Linked DNA regions of Homo sapiens: region 2 is linked to region 1. Evidence: chromatin loops called from intact Hi-C (ENCODE). Cell type or tissue: ovary. All regions are shown on one strand. Each heading gives the region's core, and the rest is flanking DNA. Links, peaks and the distances in the headings are about the cores only.

Region 1 (5,373 bases), core at 99-5,098:
CTCCCTTACTCCTTTGCACATGCTGTTCTCTGTGCCTGGCAGGCTTGTTCTGGTCACCCGCTCTCAGACCACCTCTGATCTCTTAGTGAAGTCATTCCTGACATTCCAGTTCCCAGATCATCTCATCCTGTGCTGGGTCTGAGCACGCATCGCCAGCATTGCTTCTTTGACTCTCTCCTAAAAAGTCTAGACAGACTCTGAGGCAGGCACTGCATCTAAGAACCAAGCTCAGCACCTGGAAAATGTCCACAGAATGGAGTGAGTGAATACGTCTAAATGGCATGCATCAGCTGACCCTCTTTTAAGGTCCCATTGGGTATAAGCCTCTGGCACACCCTGTCTACTGGGCATCTGGTCCTTGCATAATCCACATGCAGCCCAACTGTGGAATCTGATTATTTTTTAAGTTTAGGCTGTTTGGGGTACAGCCCAGGGCTGGAATGAAGAAAGGCTCTGAGCATCCCCTTTCCTCTGTCTTGGAGGGATTTTGATGGACAAGGGCAGCCACACATCTGAGTGGGGGCCAAGGCTTCAAGGATTCCAGGCCTGGCTCCGCCTACCCCAGCTACAGAGCCATTCAGTTCTTAATCAAGTCCACAAATATTTATTGAGTGCCTACTGTGTGCTCCCGCCTGTAATCCCAGCAGTTTAGGAGGCCGAGGTGGGAGGATTGCTTGAGCCCAGGAGTTCAAGACCAGCCTGGGCAACAAAGAAAGACCCCATCTCTACAAATAACAACAACAACAAATTAGCTGGGTATGGTGGCACATACATGTACTTCCAGCTACTCATGAGGCTGAGGTGGGAGGATCACCTGAGCCCATGAGGCGAAGGATGTGGTGAGCCATGATCATGTCACTGCACTCCAGCCTGGGTGACAGAGCGAGACCTCATCCCCCTCCCCCCAGAATCCTCATGCGCTGGAGGAGAAACAACAGGGAGGCTAGAATGGGCCGACTACATTTGTTGCCACAGAGCTTCTTGGAGGATCAGTATTTAAGCTGAGACCTGAAAGATGGGAATGAGTCAGCCATTCAGGGATCTGAGGAGAGGGAGAGAGCTCTAAGCAGGAGGCAGCCTGTACAATGGGTTGAGTGATTTTTATCTCTTTCTGAACCTCAGTTTCCCCATTTGTGGTGGGGACCATAATGCTTCCCTTGCCTCCCCACAGGGCCTTGGCAGGGTTCAGAGGAGCCCATGCTAACAAATAGGACATAGCTGTTCAGACTCAGAGGCCATGAGATTCTGTTCCTGTGTTTATGGCAAGATGGCTGCCCCTTCCTGTTCTCCACAGGGAGGCACCACCATATATGTCCTGGTTAAAAAGTAAATCAGGAGCACATGTTGTCAAAGCTTCCTGAGGCTGTGTCATGAGTAAAAAAGAAAAAAAAAAAAAAAAAAAGGTAAAGCAGCCTGGGAGGGTCTCCCTTTGAGGCTTATCAGCCTCCCACTCCTCTGTATGAATATGATAATCAGACTCTATCAGACCAGATTTTTGAGGAAAGACAGAGTGTTGGGATCTGAGACAGATGGATAGAAAACACCACCCAGGGGAAATGGGGGCACCGGGTTTTCCCAGCAGTGAGCCCTTCAAGGGGAACCCCAGGCCTGGTACAATGCCTGGCACAATGCCTGGCACAGAGTGGGGGGTTCCATGCAGCATTGATGACAGGATGAGCCAACGTTCCCACAGCCTCACCAGCAGAAGGGAGACTTCCAGGCAACAAGGGTTCCGAGATCCCAACTCCCTTCCCCTCTCCCCGTCTTTCTTCAATTCTTCTGTCGTCTGCCCCCGCTTTTCTTGCAGGCTTTGGGGGGTATTCATGCTCTCCGTTTCCCAGTGGACAAGTGGCGGGGCCAGGGGGGCTGTGTGTGCGTGTGTGTAGGCACGCGGGCTGTGAGGGGGCTGGGGACAAAGGCCCCGGAGTGAGATTCAGGGCACAGCTGAACTGCCCTGAACTCTCCTTTTTGTTTTCAAGGAAATGCATAATCCAAGAACCACCCACGGCCCTGGCGGCTCTGCTAAGCAGGGCTGGAATGTGCTGCCTTTCCCGTTAGTAATTGTTTTTTCTAGTTAGCCTGTAACCCTTCGCCTGCCATTCCCCTGCTGCAGGGGTGAGGCCCGCAGGGATGGACACCTCGGCTGCCCTCCTGAGATATCCCCGCACTCTCCACCCCACTCCCACAGGGTTCAGGACCTGGTCCTGGCAGCACCCTCCGGACCATCTGCCTTCGTGGCGACTCTTTCCTCACTGAGAGGGGCCAGGGCTGCTGGAGACTGCAGAGTCCTGCATGGGGCCTGCAAATCCTTGTTATGGAGTCTCCGTGTCTGGTTGTAGCCAGGGCTGTGACTGTGAATGGGTGTCAGTGCAAGCTGGTGGAGGAATGTGAGTTTGTGTGGGTGGCTGTGACCTGGGATACTGAGGACTCAGAGAGAGAGAGAGAGAGAGAGAGAGAGAGAGAGAGAGTGTGTGTGGACCCTGTGAACATGGGTACACATCTGTGAAAGCCAGCAAGCATGGTTGTGAATCCAGTTTGTGTGCAAGCAGGTGGTGTGAGTGTGCGTGTGCCTGTCCCGGGAAGGAAAAGCCATGTGCACCTGAGCTGACTCAGCACTTCTCTTTCCTGCCCACCCAGTTGAGCGCCTGAGCCTTTGCTCCAGGGAGGAGGCAATGCCCTCTGCCCCCGTGTTTGTGTTGTTGGCTGCCTCACCCTCACCAGCAGGAGGGGAGCAAATGTGGCGCCCTGGGCCCGGTCCCAGTTAGCTGAGCTGCGTATCTTTAATCCCTAGGGATTAAAAAGGTCACAGGCTCATGCTATTTCCCGACCCCTCCCTGCCAGGTCCTGTCTGGAGCTCTCTGAAGTGGCTATAGCTAAGGCCAGGCCTCTGCTCAGATGGAGGTGGCCTCTGTGGAGTAAGAAGGGGTACTGGGGTGTCGCTTGCTGTACCCTGAATCCCACCTTCTTGCAGCACTGACTGTTGCTGCTTCATCCTTGGTGAGGCCTGACCTGTGGCCTTTAATTCTTAGTGTGAGCTCTACCACCCTGAGCGGTGAGGGGTGCTGGGCTGGCCTCAGCACCTGCATCTCTCAGGGAGGTCTGCCCCTCCAGAAGTCGGGGCTCAGGATCACAGAGGGGCTGGGAAGTCAGGAGGTGGAGACAAAGCCCAAAGTCTCCCGTTGCAGGCTTTGGGGCAGAGGCCAGCCTGTGCCCTGAGCAGCTAGCAGTGCAGCAGTGCCAAGGCCCGGTCCAGTGTGGCTGCTGAACATTTGGTTCAAATCAAAGGCCTTTTCCAGCCAAGAGAGGAATGCTGCCGAGTAGGATTTGGGAACGGGCCCGGCAGGGCAAACACTGCCTTAATTGAGGCCCTTCTAGACTTTTAATTACAAGCAATGTTTTCCCAAGCTTCCTAAATTGACCATGGAGACCTGCTGGTGTTAGTGCCCATGGCAGGGACGAAAAAAAAATCGTCGTTAAAGCTTTTTCAGCAGGTTTATTTTAGCAAATGTTTTGAGGTGGAAAGGCTCACACAAAGTGGAGGCCGGAGTCATTTTTCTCAGAGGGCCAGGCACAGACACGGAGAGATCCACACCCACAGGTGTGATCAGACACACAGGTGGAACACACGCACACAGACGGGCACCTGTTGAGAGAGGCACGTGTACAGGCGGAGGACGTGACCGTGGCGTGGCTGCAGAGGCTGTAAACACCAGGCTGGAAATCCAGCTCAAGCACCTGGAGCGCTTTAGAAAGGCAAACACTGTTGGCTGCCCCTCCCGCCCGCTCCCACCTTCACCTCCTCCCACCCCTCCAGGCTGGCTGGGCCTGGGCCTGCTTCGGAGCCCCTGTGCCCTTCACCAGGCCTGTTTACAAGGCCCAGGACAGCCGCCAAAACCCCAGCTGTGTCCCTGTCCTTGTCTGTCTCCAGCGGACATGACTGACTTGGAAGGAAGGCGTGCCCTTGTCTGTGGAAGAGGACCCGTATTCAGCACCCAGTGGAATCCTCGGGGCACCTTCTGAGGGAAACGTCTATGGCTGTTCAGGGAGCAGCTGGTCCAGGTTACAGATGCAGAAAACAGAGGTGTCCCTGAAAAACAGACGCCCTGGGAGGAAGCTCCCAAAGCACCAGCCCTGCTTGTGCACAAGAATTGCCCGGACTCCAGGACTCCCTCAGAGCCAATCTGGATCCCCAGGCGGGGACCTGTGCCCCGGTTTTCTAGCACTGCTCACCATTGCAGCGTCAGCACTGAAAGCCTGAGCTCAGAACCTGTTTGTTTAATAGTGACTGTTCACTGCTGGGCTCTGGGAGCCCTGACAGCTGGAAAGACAGAGCAGGTGCCCCAACACGGGTGATTTTGGAAGCCCCAGAGGGTCCCTGTCTACTCGCTTTTCCTCTTTCCCTGATGTTTGTGGCCCATGTCTGTGGGCCTGGACACTCAAGCAGCCTCCAGAATCCCTCCCAGTGTTCAACAATGAGCCCAGAAATGGTGCATAGTAGAAATGGGAACAAGTAGGGTGCCTGGAGAGGTAGGGAGGCCAGAGACAATGATGCCTGCGTCACCGTTTTGCCAAGGGTCCCCTTGACTGTGGGCACTGCCCAGACACAGGGAGGCCAGAGGCCAGGAGCAGAGGGAGGCCATTCCCTAGGCCCAGCCCTGCCAGCCAGGGTGAGCCTTGATGGCCGTTACAGGCCGTTGCTATCGTCCCTTATCTGGGGCTCCTGGCTCTTACACCATGTCCCCAACCGCCCCTGGAGTGTGTGTGTGTTGAGGGGGGGCCTGCTGTTCCCTCCCTAAACAGACCGTTACTTGGTTTCCGTTGTTTGGGGAGGGGGTGGGGAGCTGTCTGCTTAATTAATCATTTTAGGCCATCCTGGGAAACTCATTAAGCCACCTCTCAGGGCTGGGAGCAGGAACACAGCCCTCAAAGTTGGAACTTTTTGGTTTGCCATATCCGGGTCTAGTTTTCCTTCCACTCATGTGCACACATGTGCATGAGAGTGTGTGTGTGTGTGTGTGTGTGTGCATGTGTGAGAGAGTGGGAGTACAAGGGAGAGTGCCCTTGTAGCTATGATTCTGTGTGTGTTTGCGTTTCCTAGATTCTGCAAGGAACTTCCCCTGATTCTTCTTAATTACCAGCCTAGAAGAAATTCAAGATGCTTAGAGCAAAGGTCAAACTCCACCTGTTTTCCCTGCACTTCATTTTCTGGCAGTTCCCACAATAGTACAGATAAGTAAAAGATTAAGGCAATCTTTTCTAATTAAAGTAATTAAAAAACGGCGATGATTGCACCTTTCATCTGAAAGGGAAAATATTTACTCATCCAACTGCAGGCCCTTAAAAGCATTCAGGAGGTCTATTTTGACAAACGGA
Region 2 (5,373 bases), core at 196-5,195, 80 kb before region 1:
TCTCACATGTATAATAGTGTCCTCTTCCTTTCAATTTTGCCCTTTGGGGTCTAGGCCCAAGTCCCTGGGTCAAAGCCCTCTGAAGACTCAAGGATGGCAGATCCAGCCCAAAGCAGAAATACATTTCAAAGGCTGGCCTGTTCCTCCTCCTCGCCCACTATGGCGTTTGTCACTTCCTCCCCTGGGAGTATCTGGGGCCCCAGCCTTGGGAAAAGATGAAGCCAGAATTGTTGGATCAAAGTCCCAGCACATAATAAAGGCATCTCCCAGCCCCACCTAAGGACATGATCATGTGTGTTTGCTCACACAAACAGCCGTGGGCTGGCCCACCAGAAACCATCTCTTGTTACAAAGCCAGAATCTTTTCCATCTGTGTTTAAGCTGCAGCCCATGAAATAATGTCCATAAAAGTAAGATTGGAAGTGAACATAGTGAACGCAATAAATTATGGCTACACTGTGTTCTCTCCGGAGGGACGCCCTGGCAAAAGAGCCTTCAATATTTCTTTTTTCTTTTTTTTTCCTCTTTTTTTTTTAAATTATACTTTAAGTTTTAGGGTACATGTGTACAACGTGTAGGTTTGTTACATATGTATACATGTGCCATGTTGGTGTGCTGCACCCATTAACTCATCGTTTACATTAGGTATATCTCCTAATGCTATCCCTCCCCGCTCCCCCCACCCAAGCCTTCAATATTTCTATCTAGCACTGTGTTGTGTGTTTCCTCAGAAAGCATTCCATTTGTGGATGGGAAGAAAGGGCCTAGACGGCTGAGGTTGATCCAGTAGAGCTGTGGTGCTTGGCTGGCTGTCCATGCCTGGCATCTTAATGTCTTTTCCAAAGCAGAGTTGTTCAACTGCAAAGTGTAGCCAGGGGGAGATTGTCTAGGGGAAGATTTGTTGGCCAGTTTCCATTACTACCACCATCTTCCTTCTTGCAGTTCAACCCCACCGCCACATCCCACCACGACCACAGGCATGGATCCAGACACCACCACCAACATCCTCTGCTGATTCCACGTACCTACCATTGCCCAGGCCGTGAAGAAGCGTTTGGGAGGAAGGGAAACCTGAAAGAGTCACAGGACCACAGACCTGAGGGTTTAGAATCTCAAGGGGGGTATAGGCCAGATAAACAAATAAATACAGATAACTTAGAACAAGAAGGAAAGTCATCAGTTAGGTACTGAAAAGTTCTCCCCAAGTTCAAAAGAGGGAGGATGAGTCTTGCTGGAGAAAGTGGCTTTTGAATGGAACTTGGAAGGGTGGCTTGGATCTGGACCTGGAGGAAGAAAAGGCCTTCTCAGAAAAGGGATTGATTAAGGGAAAGCATGAAATTGTAACACATGGGTGAGGATGGAATTCATGGAATTCCTGCACCCTCAGGTACATGAGGAGCAGTGAGGGAAATCAGGCTGGAGGATGGGTGGGATGGGCTGGGGAATGTAATGGGTAAAAGAAAGAGCCATTCAGTCTAGGGATTTGGGTCTTTCATGGGGGAAAGGGGAGGATCAGCTGACAGTTACTGAGCTGAAAGTGGACAGAGCTGGTTCAGGAGCTAATCATTGTAGTGGGATCTTGGGGCCAGGGAACATTCCCCTTTCTACACTCTCTTCCCTAAAAAGATTGGTTCAAAAATCCCACAGAACTCTTGAGTGTTAGCCATTTGCTTTAAATCCTACCATGTCATACCTTGTCCTTTAGGATTATGCATTTGTGATAGAGGAGGGCATGGGAGAATGAAACACGTGTGGCCGTTTCTCTATTACTCAGACCTCAGGGCAAACAAGTACATCGGAACTTTTCTGAAGGGTGGGCTTTGCTTGGGAGAGGTGGAGTGTGAGGGTGCCAGGGCACTTGTTGGGTTGGCGGGCACCCCAGGAAAAAAATGTAGCAAGGACACAATTGTGGGCATGCCCCACTTTTTTTTTGAGATAGGGTCTCGCTGTCACCCAGGCTGGAGTGCAGTGCTCTCAGTGTCACCCAGGCTGTGCAGTGTCACCCAGGCTGGAGTGCAGTGCATGGCTCACTGCAGCCTCCACCTCCTGGGCTCAAGCGATCCTCCCACCTCGGCCTCTGAAAGTGCTGGGATTATAGGAGTGAGCCACCGCACCCGGCCTGCTTTGCCCTTCTTTGAGAGATCAGCTGGATGTGGCTCTGAAGTGTTCAACTCAGAGGAGAGAACTCCAGGACTCAGGGCAAAGGCATCTTCAGGAGCTGATGGGAAGCCCAGGCCCCCTCGTGCCTGAATGGGTGGACAGGGCTGGAACCACCTTTCATGGCTTTTGTCCTGGGTGCTGAGGGTGATGCTGTGCTCACCCCACTTTCCTATGATTCTGATGGGAACCCCTGGGCTGCATCAAAGAGGCATTTCCAAGTTCTTTGCAAAACTTTTCTTGACTTTATTTGACAGCCCAGCCCCCAGTGCAGTGACATTTCCTCTTCTTTCTCTCTGGGCCGGGTGAATGTGAGTTCTCTGTAGTGGGGGAGAAACGGACCAGTTGTCCCATCGGGGCTTAGCATCGACTCTCTTTCTCTGGCAGATGTTTAGGATTTAGAACTTGGATCTCTCCCTTCACCCCACCGAGCACAGAGCGTGAGTCCAAGGAGTTGGGAGCTCTGGGAGAAAAGGGGCTTGTGACCCTGGCCTGCCTTGTTATTCTCTGAGGACAGGCGGGAAGGGCTCTTCTAGTCCATGCTGGCGGCCAGGCCAGCATTTGTGGTAGGCGGTGTTTATGTGAATGCACAAATGTTTATGTGAGATTGCCAACCGGTTATTTATGAGTCTCTCAGCCCTTCCCCAATAAAAGCTGTTTCCTCAATGTTCTGACAGGCCCTGCATCTGTAACTAATGTGTCACTCGCTCAGCTAATGCAGTTCACTTGTGTTTATTTTTGCACAAAAGCAATTTATCCAGTGCGCTGAAAAACAAAACAAAACAAACAAAAAAAAAAACCAGCCCTGTCAGGGGCCTTCTCTTTGGGGCAGGGTGTTTTTCCTCAAAAGAAGCTCCAAACAGCTCACGGAACAGGGCAGGCTTTTGGGATGTGTGCCTGCCTGTGCTTCTGGCATGGGTCCCTTTGTTCGGAGTGTGAGAGCGTGTGTTGAGGGGGTGTCTGGCAGCGTGTCTGCTGTTGTCTCTGAGTGTGTGGATGTGTGTCTTTGGGTGTCCATCAGTCTTTCCTAGCCCGTGTGGCTTTGAGTGTTTGCCTCTGAATGTAAGAATCCACCGGGGTGTGTGTGGCTCATATTTTAAGAGGTTGTTGAAAGCGGGGCTAGATCTAACTTTGCAGTCCCTCTGGTTGAGATAAATCAAAGTTGGGAGAGGGGGTTGTCAGCAGGAAAGGGTCTGGAAGAGGGATCCAGGGAGGAGGAGGGCGAGCGTAAAGGTGAAAAGGAAGGATGCTTGACTTCAGGGCCAAAGGAGCATCAGCTCTGGTGGCCAAGGATGAGAACTATAAAACTGGAGGCAGATTGTCTACATCCCAGGCCCTCCCCACATTGGTGAATTTTCTCCTTCTCACTCGTTTTCCTTTTCCAGCATTGGCAGTGGATCTTTGTTGTGCACAGGATGGACTGTGGCTTGTTTGGGCAGTGAGAAAGGAGGCAGCCTGAGAAGTCATCTTCCCCTGCAGACCCGGGTTTCAGGGAAAAGGAACCAAGAAGTGGGGTGAGGTGGGGAGATGGCAGCAATGTCGGGGGGATCAGGAGTCAGGCTGGGTGCTTGGGGTCAGCCAGAAGGAAAAGAAGGCACCCACTTAAGCTGGGGAAGGGCCTCCACCTCATCCCATAGATTGTCACTGTGACCCTGGCCAGTCACTGACCCAACCTGGGCTGGGCAGGAGGGTCACGGGCTCCATGCAGACCCCTCCCACTGTGGGAACAGCAGCTCCTGCATGCCCGAGTCCAACTGATGTGGAGGCGCCAGCCCCGATGGCAGATGTCTTTCTTTCTTTCTTTCTTTTTTTTGAGACAGGGAGTCTCGCTCTTTCGCCCAGGATGGAGTGCAGTGGCATGATCTCGGCTCACTGCAAGCTCCGCCTCCCAGGTTCACACCATTCTCCTGCCTCAGCCTCCCGAGTAGCTGGGACTACAGGCGCCCACCTCCACGCCCAGCTAATTTTTTTGTATTTTTAGTAGAGACGGGATTTCACCATGTTAGCCAGGATGGTCTCGATCTCCTGACCTCATGATCCACCCACCTCAGCCTCCCAAGGCAGATGTCTTTCTTGTCACACCTAAATGGCCCAGCAGGAGTAATGGCATCTTAGGACAGTGGTTCCCAGCCACATGCCTGAGGGAACTTGGCACTTATTCACTGAGACGTGGCGTCATCTCACAGCCCAGACCAAATCATGGCTGCCTTGTCCCAGTTTGCAGGAAAATATTAAGCTTACTCAATCTTGAGTTTTTCTCCAGTAAGATTTCATTAAATCTTTGGTGGCTGCCAAATGATAAGTATGTCGATATTTGTGTACACATATAGAAACAGACAATTGTGTTTTATCCGAAAGGTTTTTTTCATGGACCTGGGCTGTTGCAACAGTGATTTTGTCAGACATCCATAGCCTGGCTATGAGGCTGAGAGGCTGAGGAGGGCCATCCATCTGGCTCTTGGTTTCTCTGACCAGGTGACATTCATGGTTAACTTCCTGTCTCCCTGTGACCGAGTGAATTGGACTTAGGGGACTGTTGATTTGCTGGCTTGGGTGTGTGTATTTGGGGCCGGGGGAGCTGAAGGATGTCAATCAGTTCTGTGCTCTGGTTTCCAGATACGGACATTCAAGCTGGGCAGTGGCGGGAGGCCTCTGAAAAGTCAGGATTTGTCCTCTTGATCTAACCATCAATGCCTGGTCCGTAAGACAGGCCTCACTGCCCCTGCCTTCAGGGCCCCAGGGGTGTGTGTTTCCTTGGCCCCCACCTCCAGAACCCTCCCTTCCTTCTGCTTCCAGTTTCTTCCTTCTTTCCTGGCACCCTGGGATTTTAAACTCTTCCTTGCAATTGAAGTTGTCCTCAGGCCGGTGGCCTTCCCTGCAGTGAGTGAGCCTCGCAGCCGCTTCTGTCTTGGAAATCTTTGGGACAGGCTCAGGCCCTGGTGCGGGTTGGGAGGCCCAGACATTTAGAAAGCTCAGTGTCTGTGGGTGGGGGAAGAAGGACTGATGGGGGGTGACCATGTGCTCTGAGAAACAGCTTACTTTAGAATCTAAAGAGAAACAAGTTGAGCCCTCACACTGCAAGGACTGAATCCCACACAACCCTCACCGGGCTCAGCTATCACCTCCACATCTTCATCAGCGCAGCTTTCGGGTGATTCTGCTGACCCGGCCTCTCCTGCCTACCTGACAGTAAGTCCCAGCACGTGGCCATCTGCT

The links. A loop is a pair of places that touch in the nucleus more often than their neighbours do. Peaks named below come from ENCODE experiments on the same cell type or tissue, not always from the same donor. Only the 100,000 strongest peaks of a DNase experiment are listed, where the experiment ranks them.
Region 2: it touches region 1 in a loop (2.5-fold over the local background); 36 of 110 quality-filtered maps call a loop at or near these places.

Annotation. Positions count from the first base shown.
Region 1 is chr2:42,922,946-42,928,318 of GRCh38, forward strand. It overlaps LOC105374568 (a long non-coding RNA gene), which reads right to left and starts at 225. Exons shown (of 3, transcript XR_940014.3): 1 at 1-225. RefSeq lists enhancers at 3,434-4,119, 4,120-4,805. In ovary, for the core only: a CTCF peak has its summit at 2,472; DNase peaks (open chromatin) are centred at 1,986, 2,253 and 2,669; H3K27ac peaks cover 5,000 bases.
Region 2 is chr2:42,842,409-42,847,781 of GRCh38, forward strand. No RefSeq gene overlaps it. Among named protein-coding and RNA genes, the nearest start is that of TRI-TAT2-1, 35 kb to the left of the region's middle. In ovary, for the core only: no CTCF peak of the experiment used is centred there; DNase peaks (open chromatin) are centred at 2,690 and 3,009; H3K27ac peaks cover 3,129 bases.